Linked DNA regions of Homo sapiens: region 1 is linked to region 2. A link is a contact called in ENCODE POLR2A ChIA-PET data. All regions are on one chromosome and are shown on one strand. The core of a region is the stretch at or near the end of the contact, and the rest is flanking DNA. Distances in the headings are between cores, read along the strand shown. Region 1 overlaps TGM2 (transglutaminase 2). Region 2 overlaps RPRD1B (regulation of nuclear pre-mRNA domain containing 1B).

The links. ChIA-PET counts read pairs that join two places held with the same protein, here RNA polymerase II (POLR2A).
Region 1: POLR2A ChIA-PET joins it to region 2 with 10 read pairs in A549. The contact joins two enhancer-like sites. POLR2A ChIA-PET finds 5 or more read pairs at or near these places in 4 of 52 experiments (A549, Caco-2, HepG2 and 1 more).

Annotation. Positions count from the first base shown.
Region 1 is chr20:38,130,414-38,133,382 of GRCh38, forward strand. TGM2 (transglutaminase 2) reads right to left here. Exons shown (of 13, transcript NM_004613.4): 11 at 1,927-2,087; 12 at 680-816. Among named protein-coding and RNA genes, the nearest start is that of TGM2, 33 kb to the right of the region's middle. Within about 2 kb of position 1,263, at least 3 of the 41 ENCODE cell types and tissues checked have a DNase peak (open chromatin) inside an H3K27ac peak, as active enhancers do.
Region 2 is chr20:38,055,950-38,059,061 of GRCh38, forward strand. RPRD1B (regulation of nuclear pre-mRNA domain containing 1B) reads left to right here. Exons shown (of 7, transcript NM_021215.4): 4 at 1,583-1,695. Among named protein-coding and RNA genes, the nearest start is that of RPRD1B, 24 kb to the left of the region's middle. Within about 2 kb of position 1,787, at least 8 of the 41 ENCODE cell types and tissues checked have a DNase peak (open chromatin) inside an H3K27ac peak, as active enhancers do.

The sequences.
Region 1 (2,969 bases), core at 13-2,512, 74 kb after region 2:
GCTCCCGCATGCTGGGGTCCAGCCAGGAAGTCACGTGACCTCCGAGGATCAGCACAGCGTGTCCATGAATGGGCCTCATTCTCGGCCCTCTGCGGGGCCTGGACAATCTGCCCTCCTAGAGTGAACAGTGCCTGTGCACGCATGTGTGTCCGTGTGCATAAAAGCAGATGGTGCATTTAGGGGCACAAGGGGATAGGCTCAGGTAGCCGTGTGTGTGAAAATGTATTGAGCTGTACATAGGTGATCTGTGCTTTTTACTGTATATAAGTTACATTACAGTAAAAAAGTAAAAAAGAAGTGTGTGCTCGTATGTATGTGTGCAGCTACGTATCTATGTGGAAACACCCACGCATGCATATGTGTGTGCATGCTCATGTGTGGACATTCGGAGGGCAGATACCTGTCTATGTGAGGATGCACGTGTCTGCAGGTGAGCGCCTATTGACGGATGATGTCACTGTGGAGGTCTGTGGCAGATCTGTGCATGGGTGGTGTCAGCATTGACAGAGAATGTGACGGTGGGAACTCTAGCCCCAGGGTGTCTGGGAGTGGGCACAGCTGTGTGGGAGATGAGAGGAGGGGATTTTCAGCCAGGGCTTGGTACCTAAGGACAGTCTCTACCCCCACCGGCATCTGCCCGCTTCCCCCAGGCCCCAAAGCTAGAGCAGCCAGCACTTACATCTCCACCGTCTTCTGCTCCTCAGTCAGGCCGGCCCCCTCCACAGTGAAGGTGCAGCCTTCCAGGGCCACAGGGAGCGGGTTCTGCAGGGACACCTCAGCCACCAGCTTGCGTTTCTGCTTGGGCTCCCCAAGGATCTGGAAGAGGGCATGGGGCAGATGTCAAGGGCAGGTGGGATCCAGGCTGGGCTGTCTGCATTCACTGCAATTTGGCCCAATATTTGCTGAACAAAGCTGTACCCAGGTCTGCCACGATCACCCCCCCTCCCCCCACCTCTGTGCCTCAGTTTCTTCATCGGGAAAACACCGATTGTGCTACCGGCCCAGGTCTCCTGCATGGAGCTGCAATGAGGCTCCACGTGACCCAGGGGATGTCCAAAGTGCCTCCCTTGTCCCAGGGTCTGGAGGGGAAAGATCACAGGCTTTTGAGCCAGGCTGATCTCTGCCTCTTCTTCACTGTGTGACCTGGGGAAGTTACTCCCCACTCTGTACACCTTGGATTCTTCATGGGAGAGAAATGCCTGACTGAGGGTTCTTGTGAGGATTAACTGAGCTAATATGTGCAAGCTTCCAGCAGAATGTCTGACACACTGCTCACTGCCGCTCCCTCTGCTGTTTACCATTTAAGTGTAATTGTTGCCCTTAGGGGTTGTGGGCTGCGGCTCCTCTAAGTGAAGGGCTATAATGATGATGATGGCGATGATAAGGATAGTTAGCTTTCAGTGAGCCCTTATCATGTGCTGAGGATGGCTCTATGTGTTTCCTGTGGATATGCTTTTAATTCTTACAACACCCCTCAGTGCTATTATTAACCCCATGTTACAGATGAATAAACTGAGGCACAGAGGGGCAAACTCACATGCCCAGGGCTGCCCTGGTACAAATTCAGGCAGTGAGACTCTAGTCTGTGCCCTTCACTCCCCCACCCCACCCTGCCCCACCAGTGCCCAGTGCCTGGGGGTTCCAGCCTTAGTAGTATAGCATTTGAAGGATTCATGACTCTAAGATCCCCAAATTCCATGACCCTAACACTCTGGGATTTTCAGATTCATTCCTAGAGGCTACGAGTCCCCAATTCTCTAGGCTTCATGATGCTTTTCTTCGATGAGGCTAGGATTTGAGGATCGCTAAGGCACCAAAGGTCTGGAGCTTGCAGGGATGCAGGTGTGTGGGGTGGGGGTAGGGATCTGCCCTCTCCCCAGCGCTGAGCTGCCCTGGGACCCTGCCCCTTGCCCAGCCTGCCCTTACCCGGATCTTGATTTCTGGATTCTCCAGGTAGAGGTCCCTCTCAGCCAGCAGGTAGCTGTTGATAACTGGCTCCACGAGGAGGGCCCGCACCTTGATGAGGTTGGACTCCGTAAGGCAGTCACGGTATTTCTCATAGAGGATGCAAAGAGGAACGCTCTTCTCTGCAGAAGGGGAGAAAGGAGGGTGCTCATGATGCAGAATCACCCCTCCCAACTCTCTTGCAACTCCAAGAGGCACAGAGAGGGGAAGGAATGTGCTTGGGGTCACACAGCGGGGGAATGGCTGGGCGGATCCCTGAACTCCCCACTGTGGCTCCAGGGTTCCCAGCGAGGAGCTGGAGAGTGGACACTGAGCAGCGGGTAGAGGACGCACTTGGACTCCCACGGGCCTTGGTTCTAATCCTGCCTTTGCCTCTTCTAATGGGTGACCCCGCGTGAGCCACTCCACCTCCCAGGTCCTCGATGTTTGGATCTGCGTGGCACAGGCACTCCTAAGGCTGTGGGAGGATGAGCTGAGCGAGTGTCCCGGAAGAGCCTGGTGCGCTCGGGACTCAGGGTGTGTGAGCCGCGGGCCCTTCATCCTGGGGAGGATCAGAGCCGACATCTGCTTGCTGCACCAGGCACTGCACTTCCCACGGCGGGCTCCTACTTCACCTACATGACAACCCTAAAAGGCTTGTACGTGTATTACCACCCAACTTACAGATGAGAAAACTGAGTCTCCAGCAGGTGAAATAACGTTGTCCTAGGTCACACAGCTGATATGTACTGTGCAGGCATCTGGACTAATAATCCAGATCTTAGAGTCCAACAATATGGTCCACACTCACTGAAGAATGCCTCTCATGGACATAAGGTCATTTCCCTCCACGAGGCTCGTGATGCTGTACCCGTTGCACAGATGAAGAATCACCTCTGCCAGTAAGTGCTCAGATTGGGAGACTTGCCTCAGGCCCTGTCTGGCCACTCACTGGCTGTGTGAGCCCGGGGAGATGACCTCCCCTCTCTGTTTCCCCTCTGTTTCCTCTCTGTTCCCAGATCTTA
Region 2 (3,112 bases), core at 537-3,036:
TGAACTTGTTTTATTGAGGGACTGGTGTCATTTAACGAAGCCATGGTAACAAATCTGTGTATAATAGTATGCGCAAAGTGAGGACGGCCTGTATTGCAGATGTTCCTGTCTCCTTTTTTTGTAATAGACAGAATCATTAAGAAGAAGTGAAACTTGGCCAGGCGTGATGGCTCACACCTGTAATCCCAGGACTTTGGGAGACCAAGGCGGGTGGGTCACTGGAGGCCAGGAGTTCGAGACCAGCCTGGCCAACATGGTGAATGAAACCCTGACTCTACTAAAAATACAAAAATTAGCCAGGCATGGGGGCAAATGCCTGTAATCCCAGCTACTCAGGAGGCTGAGGTGGGAGAATTGCTGGAACCCAGGAGGCGGAAGTTGCAGTGAGCTGAGAATGTGTCACTGCACTCCAGCCTGGGCAAGAGAGCAAAAACTCCATCTAAAAAAAAAAAATAAAAATAAAACTCATGATATTGACCTGGCTTTCACTTCAAACGTGAGTTTGGTCAGTTAGTATATGATGTATATAATGTAGAGAACAGGAGCTACGTGACTTGTTTCCAGAAGAAAATGTGTAAGCAAAAAATGTGTATGTATCTGCAGCAGGTGCCTGGTGTCCCCTTTTTTCTAAATGAGAGGGTACCTGTGTGGTGCTAAGTAATTTGAGTGCAGTGGAAAGAGGACAGGTTTTGGAGTCATACCGTAAGTGTGTCATTTAACCTCCCTGGCCTTTGTTTTCTCACCTTTCAGCTGGAGATGCTGTATCTTAAAATTGTTGGAAAGATTAAAAGGAAACTATTGCAATGCCAGGCACAGGCTGTGTCCAATATTTCTTTACTTTCGAAACTAGAATTTATCATTTAGATTTATTTCCCACAATTGTTTGGCATTTATTTTGTATTGTCTAATTTGATGCAAAAAGAATGATTTTGGAATTAACACATCTATCATAACAATGTAAAAACATACGGTGCAGATAGATCATAAATAATGTAACCTGTCAGCCTCAAAAGTGGTTAAATTTAAAATGGTAACTTAAGTAATTTTTCTCAGTAGTATCAATCACATGTCTCAGTAATGGTTATTTTAATTTTAAGGTAAAATTAGATTTATTTTATTTTTAGGGGAATAGTGTAAAGAATATTTGTGTTTGACACAATTTTATTGATAAAATTTTCTCTCCTGTTTTCTGAAATGATCCCTGGAAAGCATAACGTATCTCATTTTATACACAATATCTTCTCTGTAAACCCTAGCACACGTTGGTTTGCTTCATTGTATTGTCCCATGAGTTTCTTACTCAAGTGTGATAGTTGGGTAAGTTTTCGCTTTAGATGCCTGTTTTCTGTAGTATTTTACCAGAGAATCAATCTGAGATGACGGACAAAGACCTGTTTGACTCTTTTCAGTAATGTAGGGAACTACAGTCAATTTAAAATAACTAGCATAAAGGTTACTATTAAGCCATTCTGAAAATGTGTGCCCCTTCTGCCCTGTTTTTACATGTGGCCCATTGTGCATAGCATGTGACTTATCACTACAGGATATGTGACTCAAATTTATTACTTTCTCTTTTGTCTAGCAACAGAAGAGAAGAAATCTCTGAAACGAACTTTTCAGCAAATTCAGGAGGAGGAGGATGACGACTACCCTGGCAGCTACTCTCCTCAGGATCCTTCTGCAGGACCCCTCTTGGTAGGTCTTGACCCCCAGAGAGTAGGGAACAGTGGCTTAAAGTGACCTCTAGTTGAAGACTATGGCCACAAGGTGGCGCCAGTGACCACTGGTATGGAATCATCAGAGGGCACCTCTCAGGGGCCCCGTGCATCATCCTGCCCAAAGGAGCTTGCCGGATGGCAGGTGTCAGTATGTCTTTGCGTGCCATAACTCTGGGATGGGCTTATGTTTTATAAAGTACTTGGACTTGGTTTTTTCAATCCTAGAAATTAAGAATATTCTTTAAAAATAGATTTTGGAGAAAGGGATAGATAATATTACAAAGATATTCAAAAGTCGTCTACCATGGCCTGTCTCCAGTAGCATGGTAGTTTTATAAAGTAACTCATTAATATCTAAAGACAGTCTATGTGTCAATAGCAAATTTGCTGCACTGTAGCCTATTAAATATTGAAACAAGGAGTTAGTCTTTACCCATGTGTTTGTGTTATTTGGCTATACAGGTTAGCTTACAAAATCTAAATGAAAGAAGTTGGGCACAAGGTGACAGTTTAAGTAACTTGACCAGTGTCTTAATTTAAATCCAGGTGTGTCTGACTTCAGAGCCCATGCTCTTTTCAAGGCGGGGGCGGGGGGGGCTTCATCTTATTTTGCCTAAAACAGCTTTATTACACATGGTCATGCTTAAAGCCTATGTAAATAGGAAACATGTCTAGTTTGTGTTATGTTACGGTGTTGAGTTAGACTAGGGATTAAATGACAGCAGTGTTAGGTCATATATCTTTGGATTTAAACACTTTAAAGACTACAGCCTAGATTATTACCTTTCAGGGTAATCTAACTACCATCTACAGAGCTAGCTACTCCTTGGTGATTATGGAGTGGCCTGTTAGCATTGTTTTCTGACAATTTAAGAAACTCCTTTTTGATATATACAGAAAATGTATCCCTGGTTTACTTTTCTTGTTTTTTCCCCCTGGGTTTATAATAAGTTTGATACATTTAATTTTGGGAGTGACATCCATTTTGTCAAGAAAACCCAAGAAAGAATTGAAGTAGGTTGATCAGTCAACATATAATTTTTTCCTTCTCCTTCTTGAGACAGGATCTTGCTCTGTTACCCAGGCTGGCGTGCAGTAGCATGATCATAGTTCACTGCAAACTCAACCTCTGGGGCTCAAGTGATACTCCTACCTCAGCCTCCCAAGTAGCTGGGACTATAGACATATGCCACCATGCTTGGCTTATTATTTTATTTTAATTTTTTTGTAGAGACAGGGTGTCGCTATATTGTCCAGGCTGGTCTCGAACTCCTGGGCTCAAGTGATCCTCCTGCCTTGGCTTCCCAAAGTGCTAGGATTACAGGTGCGAGCCACCACACCTGGCCACAACACACAGTTGTTAACATCTGATATTTATACCTTTATTCTATACT